2 separate regions of the Mus musculus genome follow, and region 2 is linked to region 1. The links are chromatin loops, found by intact Hi-C in ENCODE. Cell type or tissue: left cerebral cortex. All regions are shown on one strand. Links, peaks and the distances in the headings refer to the core of each region. The heading gives the core; the rest is flanking DNA.

Region 1 (5,370 bases), core at 154-5,153:
GGAGGAGCAGCCTGGAGAGAAGGGAGCAGAGATCCGGAGGAGGGTGGGCTGGAGCAGAAAATGCTGGGGCCAGAATCGGGAGGTTCTGGGATTGCCCCAACTTCAAGGACTCTGTCCAACCTTCTCCCCAAAGGCCAAAACTTTCAGGTCTATTTTTACTCTAGAGGAAAAAGGGCTGTGAGGCCAGAGCTCGGGCTGGGTGGTAGAGCATTTGCTGAGCACACACCAAGCCCTGGGATCCATCTGCAGCACCATTTAAACTAGGTCTGGTAGCGCATGCCTTGTAACCTTAGCCCTTGGGAGGGAGAGGGAGGAGGATCAGAAATTCAAGGTCATCCTTGACTGCGGAAGAAGCGTAAGGCTAGCCTGGGCTACGTGAAACCATGTCTTAAACAAAACAAAACCCATGCTGAAGAGAAGTAGCACACATACTTCTAATCTTAGTACCAGGGAGTCGGAGGCAGGCACTATGAGTTCAAGACCAGCCTGGTCTAAAAAAGGGAGTTTCAGGTCAGTCAGAATTGCATAGTAAGGTCTTGTATCAAAAAATAAAAAGTGTGTGTGTTTATATGTGTGTGTGTGAGAGAGAGAGAGATGGAGTCATAGGCGAGATGATGAAGAAAGAAACCAAAACTGGTTTGGGATTAACCCCCATGCCCACCCTAAGGAGTAGAGGCTGGAAAATGACTTCTGCTGTCAAGAAGACAGTAACTATCACTCATCAGAAGCCATGGCCTGCCTGGCCCAGGGCAGGACTTCGTATTATCTCTTAAGTCGAATGCAGGTTAGACTCTTTACCCAGCCATATCCTATGCCTCGTTTCCTCACCTGCAAAGGCAGAATAATGCCTGTCTTGCCTGGGATGTAGCTGAGTGACAGAGTACTTGCCAATATGTACAAAGGCCTAGGTTTGAGCCTCAGCATACACACAGACACACACAGACACACAGACACACAGACACACAGACACACACAGACACACACACACACACACACACACACACACACACACACACGCAAGCGTGTGTGCTTGCTTCATTGGGCTGTGAGGCCATTAAGATGCTCCTTAGCATATAGTAAACATTTAGCTGGTACTAGCCACCATGAGGGAAGGGTCACAGGTGAGGAAACAGACACCAGAAAGGAACCTAGCAAGAACCAAGCCAGGCAGCTTATCCATAGGGACTGCTCTCTGGCCCGACCACCATAGAATGAAAATGGATGGTGAATCCCCATTTGATGCCAAACAGCCCTATCAGTCTGCCAGCTGAGCTGTGTGAAACTTAGCAAGAAGCTTAACTTCTCTGTGCAGCGGCTTCTTGGCCTGTCTCCTATGTCCCTTGAGCTGACGGTGGTTAGGAAAGAATGAATTATTAAGTCTTTGGAAATACTAGCCAGACTCTGTTCCAGGGCTGTTCACTGTGGCCATCTTGCTCACTGTGGGCCGAGTCTGCTGTGTCCTGTAGCCCACTGACCGTAAGGCCTTCTTAGTTCTCTGTCTCTGTCTCTGAAACAAGCTCTTGCCCAGTAGTCCTGGCAGGCCTGAGCTTGCCATGGAGGCCAGGCTGGCTTCAAATTCCCAGAGATCCACCTGCCTCTGCCTTCCTAGTGCTGAGACTAAAGGCCTGCGCCATCAAGCCAAGCAAGCAATAGCCCTTAACGGGTCTGACCGGCTGCAATAAGATCTGGCCCGGATACAGGAAGAACCAGCCCCACCTTCAAAGAGGCATGGCTAAGTCTCTGCTTTCTAACCTCAGGAGAGGCTGCTGGGGAATTTTACCCAACAAGGGAGAACTAATTCTTTCAGAAAGGTGTGGCTTCCGAGGCCCTTAACAGGCAACAATGTAAGTGTTAGACCCTTTGAAAGGTAGGAAGGGTCATTCCAGAGTAGCTTCCCTGAAAATGTGCTGGCGCCTGCTGACACTTGGGTCCCTCGGAGGCAAGGACGACGGAAGGTCAGGAAGAGTTGTGGGAGGGCCCCTGCCTGCGCAAAGGAGCACCTTCTCCCAGCGCTGCACACTTGGGCCAGAGCACATTTTATGGAGATTCTGCCTGGTCCGGTCAGAACAGCTCTCTGTGTAAACAGCTGGGAATGGGGTGGGGACAGAGGTCCCAGGAAACCAGCTGGCGCCTGAAGGACCAGGTGGGGTTCTTCACCCAATCCGGGGGCCCCTGAAGTGACACTCTGGGCTATAGCTCCATCTGGTGGACCAAGTGTGAATACCATGGGCCGGGGCCAGCGGCAGGCCGAGTGATGACGCAAGGGGGCCTCGGTGAGTCACCCAATTTCTAGGCGGAAAGGGGTGGAGTCTTCGCGTTGACACTCTGGCAGAGGCCCTAGGTGCATGCGCTCTAGACTCCTGTAGCTAGGACTCACGTCATTAGGCTGGGATCACACAGCTATTTGTTAGAAAGTTCTTACATTTTTGCCAAGTGGGCGTGGTACTTTCCATGCCTGTAATCCCAGCTCCCAGAAAGAAAAGGCTGGGGTTGCTACAAGTTCAAGGACGGCCAGGTCTGTTTACAATAGTACGGGGGTTGGGGGGAGGCTATATGGCAAGGCTCAAGCAATAATAATAATAATAATAATAATAATTCAAAACGCATAACCAAACAAAAAAAATCCATCTACTCAAGAAAAACGTATGGGTCTGGAAAGCCAGAGAACCAGCTAAAAGCTTGTCCTGCTCTTGCAGATGACCCAAGTTCAGTCCCCACACTGTGTGGCTCACTTCAGGCCCTTGCATTTATGCACACAGACACACAGAGACACATAGTTACAAATAAAATAAACATTTTTGTTTCGTCCTAATGCATCCCAGAACTACCTTAAACATCTAAACGCTTCTTGTATCTCCTTCAATTTCTGGAGTCTAACTTCACTTTTTGATGCTGCCTTGCTTGAAAGCTTTACAGCCTAGGCCCCTTCCAACTTCCAATGATCCTCCTGCCTCAGCTTCCTGAGTGCTGGGACCACAAGCATTCACTACTACTTCCAATACCACTGCATTTATTTATTTTCCTACTTAGCTCTCTTTTGTTTTTGTTTTGGTTTGGTTTGGTTTTGGTTTTTCGAGACAGGGTTTCTCTGTGTAGCCTTGGCTGTCTTAGAACTCACTTTGTAGACCAGGCTGGCCTCGAACTCAGAAATCCACCTGTCTCTGCCTCCCAAGTGCTGGGATTAAAGGCGTGCGCCACCACGCCCGGCTGTTGTTTTGTTTTTTAAAGATTTACTTATTTATTATATGTAAGCACTCTGTAGCTGACTTCAGACACTCCAGAACAGGGTGTCAGATCTCATTACGGATGGTTGTGAGCCACCATGTGGTTGCTGGGATTTGAACTCAGAACCTTTGGAAGAGCAGTCAGTGCTCTTACCCGCTGAGCCATCTCGCCAGCCCTCTCCTTTGCTTTTAAATTAAAACTATTACTTATACGCCCGGCAGTGGTGGCGCACGCCTTTAATCCCAGCACTTGGGACATATTTACTTGCAAAGACTCCCTCTGTGTTCTACCCCAAGCCCTCCCCCTCTCCACACATCACACCGTACCATCCGTATTATATTTTTGTTTTAAAATTGTATGTGTATTGGTGTTTTGTCTCTACCTGGGTCTGTGCACCGTGTGTGTGTGTGTGTGTGTGTGTGTGTGTGCGTGCGTGCGTGCCTGTGCGTGTGTGCGTGCCTGTGCGTGTGTGTATGTGTGTGTGTGTATGTGTGTGTGTGTATGTGTGTGTGTGTGTATGTGTGTGTGTGTATGTGTGTGTGTGTGTGTATGTGTGTGTGTGTGTGCGCGCGTGTGCGTGTGTGCGTGTGCGTGCGTGTGTGTGTGCGTGTGTGTGTGTGTGCGTGCGTGTGTGTGCGTGTGTGTGTCTGGTGCCCAGGAAGGTCAGAAGGAGCAGAGTTACATAGACTTCCTCCTGGTGGGCAGGAAGATAGGGTGAGGGGATGTAGCTAGGTAATACTGGTGGTGAATTCCAAATTCCCAAGATGAAAGGTCTCTTCTTCACTCTCAGGACCTGAGACAAAAGCCTGGCAGCTTAAAACAAAAGTTTTATTGAGTTTCTTCTCCCACTCCCGGACCCCCTGCTGATGGACTTCAAGCCTGGAAGGTTTACAGGCCAATCAACCATCCTATCTTTTTTCAAATTGACCAACCCTAAATTAGGGGAGAAGGACTTTTTGAGAGACTTAAAAAGGCCTCCAGCCTTCAATTTTTTTGTTTCCCAAGTCTGCACTCTGCCTTGCAGGGTCTGTTTCTCTGTGTGTCTGCCGCATGTGTTTCCTCATTCCCAGTACCTGCCCTTCAACCGTTGGTTCTGTCTGCTGCTGTCTGCTTGCAGTCTGAGATTTCCCTCGACACTACCAGCTGCTTCCTACTTCCTAATTCTTAAAGTGGCAGAGCACATAAACCTGATCAAAACTTGTAGACCTTAAGAAAAAGACCTCAGAGCCGGGCGGTGGTGGGGCACTCCTTTAATCCCAGCACCTGGGAGGCAGAGGCAGGCAGATTTCTGAGTTCGAGGCCAGCCTGGTCTACAAAGTGAGTTCCAGGACAGCCAGGGCTACACAGAGAAACCCTGTCTCAAAAAAAAAAAAAAAAAAAAAAAAGGGTCTCAGGGCTGAAGAGAAGGCTCAGTGGTTAAGAGCACTGACTCCTCTTCTGAAGGTCCTGAGTTCAAATCCCAGCAACCACATGGTGGCTCACAACCATCTATAATGAGAGCTAATGCCCTTTTCTGGTGTGACTGGAGATAGCTACAGTGTACTTACATATAACAATAAATAGATCTTTAAAATATATATATTTAAGAAAGAAAGGAAAGAAGGAAGGAAGGAAGGAAGGAAGGAAGGAAAGGGCATCAAATCCCCTGAACTGCAGTGACAAATGGACAACTGTGAGTTGCTGGGAATTGAACCTGGGTCATCTGAAAAAACAGCCTGTGCTTTTCTGGTGTATAGGGTCTCTCTACATAGCCATGGCTGTCTGACTATGTGAACTCTCTCTGGACGCTGGTTTTCAAGATGATAAGCTGGGACAGAGGTGCACGCACATGCGCACCTAGAATTACGGTGAGAAACACTACGGAGCCCCTAAGTGGTTGTTGAAGCCACATGACCCAGAGTTCAAAGGTTTTTAGGGGTGCTTTAGGGAGAAAGTGAGGGGCTGAGACCAGAGAAGACACAGACTCCAGTCTTACTGCAGGAAAGGTGCCCTAGGTCGGCAGCAGGGACAGGGACAAGGACAGGAATTGACAGCTCTTTGAAACGCAGAGGATTTAAACTTTAAAAGTCTGTGGGCAAAATAAACACACCTACCGTTCAGCAGGGAAAGGGAAACTTGGCAGAGGTCCCAGAACTTTCCCCACCC
Region 2 (5,370 bases), core at 139-5,138, 83 kb before region 1:
GTGACAGCTGTCCCTCTTCTTTGTCCCATGACCTAGGTGTCAGCCCCAGGCTTCTTACAGAACCCCACAGAAACAGCCTGGACTAGAGCCAGAAGTAAGGCAAGGAAGCTTGAAGCTTGCACCCTGGGCTCTATCCTAATAACCAAATAGCATCCAGCCTCTAAAGGGGCACCCCAATGGCAACCAGGAGTGTGGGAGTCCTCACTAGGTGGGCACGCTCCCCTGTATCCAGATGACATGAAAAACCCCAGCCCTACCCCAAGATCAGAGGAGCTGGCAGCAGCAACCCATCCCTGCCTTCAAGGCGCTCTGGTCGGATTTTCCCCTCCTTTCTGGGGCCTCTGCTCTGCTGTGTGGATTTAGACTGCTGGAGTTCTTGGAGTCCCTCACAACTCTGACCGCAGGCCACTCTCAGCTCAGGGCCTCGAGCAGGAGAAGGAGGGCTTTGCCTATTCTGAAAAACTCCCCTCACACACAGCCATGTAGACCACCCTTAATCTCTTCACAAAGAGTAAGTCTCCTACCTCCCAGCCTCAATCCCTCAAAAACATCGTGCTCCCTGGCTCTGGAAACTAGATTCATCACAAAGAGCTGTGGGGCCTCCCGGATTCCCAACTCAGGCCTCCCATCCGTGAGAGCTGCTTGACAGGAAGAGGAATCCAGTTCCCCGACTCACAGCAGTCAGGGGCCCCAGTACCCTAGCTTCCCAGCCAGCCAATCACAGGAGTCTGCCTGCTGCCCTCCTCCCTAGGAGATGGGGCCCAGAGACTCCTCTCAGGGTCAGAGAAGGCTTGGCCAGCCACAGAACAAGGTGGAGGGAGGTGCCAGCTCACCCACCCTCTCCCCCAGACCCTGTGGGAGATGACGTTCAAGCTCCCTTCCAGATCCAAGCAGATCCACCTCCTCCCTAGACTCCTCCGGGGCAGGGCAGAACCCAACCGATTTTTTTTTTTTTTTTTTTTTTTTTTTGCCCCGCCTGGAGGAGCCCAGCCCAAGTTCCCAGCAAGAGGCCCCAAGGAGCCACTTCCCAAACCACAGGAGTGACAGCAGCTCCCCACAGGGTTATGAAAGCCCTTGGTCTGAGTGGGAGGGCCAGGGGACCGGCATCATTATCACATCGGAAGCAGCTGCAGCTCAGCTCCCTGTCTGTCTCGGCTCTGGCCTTTGGCTGAGCAGCAAAGGGAGAAACTCTTCCACGGGCCCAGAGCAGCTGCTCGAGTTTTTCAGAAGGAAGACAAGAAAGGGAGGGTTTAGAAAAGAGCGGTGTCTTCGGGGATAGGAGGGAAAGGGATGAAAACACCTCAGCGCTTCCTTCCAGCGAGCAGGGCCTGGCTTTAATCAGCTCCGGGAGGCTTTTCCATCACAAAGTCCACACGGGGATAAAGGCTCATGCAAGGCAGCCCCCTCCCCCACGTGAAGCACATTCCACTCCGGTGGGGGTGTGCAGACATGCCCTGCTGCTGCCAATAAATAACTCACGGTGGCTGTGTAAACCCAGAGGCAAAGTACTGGTGTATAGACCCGCAATTGGACTTGTTGCTATTGGGGGGGGGGGGGGCGAGTTAGGAGTGGAACCCCACTGCGGCCAGAGGAAAGGGATTCATTTAGTTTTAAGCTTGCAACCGAAGCACCACGACCACACTACAAGGCCTTTGTCCCAAAATACCAGCCAGGGGCGAAGGGAGGGTTGGTGGGTGAGGGAGTGAGCTTGGCTTTTCTTTTACTAGTACATAGGGCGATCGTATGTTTGGTGGAGGGGCGGGGGGGGGGGGGGAGGATTCCGCACGCACCCGCAACTGCCATGGAGCCACAGCCTGGTCCGTATAGATGCAAAGCTTCTCAATAGTCAGGGGCGTGGTTTCGCGCAGCTTGGAGGCCAGCAACAGGCAGACGGTACCTAGAAGCTGCAATTGCGCCTTTCGGGTGGGGACGCAGGACAGGTAGCGATCCAGGTAGTTCATAGCCAGAGGGAAGACATCCTCCTCGCAGCGCTGCTCCTCACACACCTGAGGGAGGGCGCACGAGTCATTGCTAGGGAAGGACCAAGTGAAACACGGCAGCGTGGAGAAGTGGGGGTGGGGGGTGGAGGGAGAGTGGAATGCGAAGCAAAAAATAAACCGAGAAGGGATAAACTTAGAGCGACAAGTATCAATAACCGAGGAGGATGTGCCCTCCCCAAGGTGACCCCCCCACTTCCTCTGCATGGTCTCTTCCCCACCCCGGAGTAGGGGGTGTAAAAGAGAAGCCCATGCTCACGAAGGATTCCAGACTCCCCTCCCCCACGGCGAGCGGAAGGGGGACGGAAGGGTCACCTAGAGAGAATTGGGACCTTACCCTCATTACCGCCACCCACTGCACACACACTCCCAGGGGGAAGGGAGGGAACTCCTGCCGCGGTCTCCCGCACTTTTCATTTCCCTGTGGACCGGAACCGAGCCTGCGCCACCCCCACCCACCAGTTTCCCCCGCCAGAACCCCGCGATAGACACAGGAACCAGTTCTGGGGCTAAGGCGGCCGAGGCCAGGGTTTTCCAAACGCGCCCTCCAGAGAGCACCGGGTGAAGAAGGAAGCAGGAGACACCGAGGAAAGCCACTGGGGAAAGAGTGGCCCTTAGCCCGCTTTCCCGACCCAAAGTGAAGTTTAGTTACAGTGCCAAGTGACTGGAAATCACAGAAGAAGCCGATCAGGATTGGGGAAAGGAAAGGGACAGAACGCAGGCAGCTGCTTAGGGCGCCTGTGTGAAAAGGCCAGGCCCCAGTAGTCTGGGCCGCCAAAGCATCTTGCAGATTGTGGTCGGGATCGCAAAGATCCGACAGGGAAAGTTCAATTTGTCCCAGAGCCGGGGGTGGGGGTGGGGTGAGGAGAGGGGACCCGTTCGGGCCTTACCTCCAGCATCCAGTATGCCAGCATCTTCCGCATGTGCGGCTTGATCTCCTTTTGCACGCACTGGAAGTAGGAGGCTCGCGGCACGTAGCGCTCCTCCAGGCGGAGTAAACTCTGCAGGACACGCTGGTCCCCAAGCAGCCGCGGGTCGGGCCCGGCCCGGGGCGCGTGCCGGGTGCCCTCGCAACACAGCAGCTCCATCCTGCGATGGCTCACGGGTGAGAGCAAGAGTGCGGGTTAGCGAGTCCTAGGAGAAGCGACGCGCGTGAGGGAGAGCGCGGGGTGCGGGCGGGTCTGGCGCTGGCGCTGGCACTGTGCGGAGAAGCCCCAGCCCGCCCGCCACCCGCGCGCACCGCTTCCCTGACAGGCGCCCCGCCCCTCGCGACGATGTAGCAACCGTGGAATGCTCCTACGTCACAACGTTCTAAGGGGCGGGGCCGCAGTCGGAAAGGGCTGGCGGGCGCTATACCCTCCCTCCCTCCCCGCAGCCCCATTGGTCCGCTGGGCTCCGGCCCGCACGCTTCCGGGCCCTCGGGTCCCTTCTGACCAAGAGGGTAGAGAGAACTTTCTGGAAGGGTGCCCTCTTCCCCATCAATGGGCCCCGTCGCGATTCTAGCCACCCAGGAAAGAACTAGGCGCCAAAAGTTATTCCTTCGTGTATACGTCATATTTCATTGCTCTAGGGAATGTGGTCATAACTTTGTACATAGTTGGGTCACTCCTACCCTAAAGTGGCTTCTAGGAATGGCCTCGAGTTGGGCTTTATTTTGCAGACCATGATACTGAGGCACAATAGTAGCTGCAAAGATCTCATTGTTGGTCCGTCGGGAAACTTGACTTAGAATCTCGTCTACTTTAACGAATTGCGCAGATCTGCAGCAGCATCTGGGAGCATGTAGTTTCTGTCCGATTCAATGGCTCAGAGGGTAAACTATCCTGGCATCAAGTCTGGCAACCTGAGTGTGATCCCTGGGACCCACATGATGGAAGAGAAGAGAGCAACTCCCATAAGCTGTCCTCTGACTTCTACACCAAGGCTGTATGTAGCATGTGCGCACACACCTTCATGCACATACACAACGAAAATAAAAAGCAAAAGAAGAAATGCAGTTTCTCAGGTCTGCTGAATGGGACACTGCGTTGCACCAACGGAGGTGTGAGCAGTGTTGGTCAAAATCAGCATATAAAAAGCCATTTGGTGCTGGCTGTGGTGGAGCAAGCCAGTAATCTCAGACCCAGGGAAGTGTTGGCTTAACACCAGGATCCACTATCCACTATACAGACAATTCAAGGCCTGCCTAGAGTCTCTCTCTCTCTCTCTCTCTCTCTCTCCACACACACACACACACACACACACACACACACACACACACACACGGTGGCAGGGGGTGGGCTGCAGATATATCTCAGGTGGTAGAGCTCTTGCTTAGCATGCTCAGAGCCCAGGGCTCAATCCCCAGCACTGCAGAACCCAGAAACGATCAGAAGATTAAGGTCACTGTCTGCTTCCTAATGAGTTCAGGAGCAGCCTGGGCTATATAAGATTTTATCACAAAACCAAGCAAACCAAATGATAATAGCCCATGGAGAATTCCAGGCCAGCCAGACCCATGTCAGATGACTCAAATAACAAGGAAGGAAGGAAGGAAGGAAGGAAGGAAGGAAGGAAGGAAGACAGGCATGACAGAGCACCCCTTTAATCCCAGCACTTTGAAGACAGAGGCAAGCAGATTTCTTTGAGTTCAAAGCCAGCCTAGTCTAAATAAGAGTTCTAGGTCAGGAGGAGCTAATATCATGAGACTATGTCTCAAAAACAAAAATCAAGGGAAAAAAGGATGTAATAAGGAAGGCAGGAAAGAGGAAAGGAGGGAAAGAAAGAAGAAAGCCCACCACTAAGACACTGCTCTCTCTGCTCAGCCCAAGTGAGCCCCAGGAAAGCACAGGACAATATATAAGCAGTGAGATCCATCTACACACTAGTCTACACACTGGACTATGCACTGGTCTACACACTAGTCTACACACTGGTCTACACACTAGTCTTGCGCTGAGCAAGGGGTCAGAATCCACATATGGGGATGGCTTTTCATACAGGAAGGAGGCATGATGGGATTGCTTCAGTCACAGAAGGTCACTGCCCCAGTGGTTTCTCTCCTCGTTGAAACAGTTTGTCTTATTTTATAGCTGACCTCGAATTCTCCAGCTTCGTGCCTCAGTTTCCCAAGTGCTGGGATTACAAATTCGTACCACCATGTTTATACATCAAGCTTTACACTTAACGAATGAGGGAGGGGACACTTTTTGAGACAAGGGTCTTACGGCACCCAGGCTAGCTTTGAATTTAGTATATAACTGAGGCTGGATCTGATCTTCCTGCTTTTACCTCCCAATTGCATGCCTTACCCACACTAACATTCTGTTAGTTTTATGACACGGGTTCTCACTATGTAGCTCTGACATTTATAGACCTGACTCTATGTAGCTCT

What was found. A loop is a pair of places that touch in the nucleus more often than their neighbours do. Peaks named below come from ENCODE experiments on the same cell type or tissue, not always from the same donor. Only the 100,000 strongest peaks of a DNase experiment are listed, where the experiment ranks them.
Region 2: it touches region 1 in a loop (6-fold over the local background); 37 of 42 quality-filtered maps call a loop at or near these places.

Annotation. Positions count from the first base shown.
Region 1 is chr17:47,508,182-47,513,551 of GRCm38, reverse strand. It overlaps a transcript of Ccnd3 not described here. Among named protein-coding and RNA genes, the nearest start is that of Taf8, 8.6 kb to the right of the region's middle. In left cerebral cortex, for the core only: a CTCF peak has its summit at 2,205 (motif pointing left); DNase peaks (open chromatin) are centred at 1,775, 2,266 and 4,332; H3K4me3 peaks cover 737 bases; H3K27ac peaks cover 2,303 bases.
Region 2 is chr17:47,591,370-47,596,739 of GRCm38, reverse strand. Ccnd3 (cyclin D3) reads right to left here and starts at 3,273. Exons shown (of 5, transcript NM_007632.2): 1 at 2,888-3,273; 2 at 1,791-2,006. The coding sequence starts at 3,085. In left cerebral cortex, for the core only: no CTCF peak of the experiment used is centred there; DNase peaks (open chromatin) are centred at 2,620, 2,642, 2,667, 3,256 and 2 more places; H3K4me3 peaks cover 2,550 bases; H3K27ac peaks cover 1,119 bases.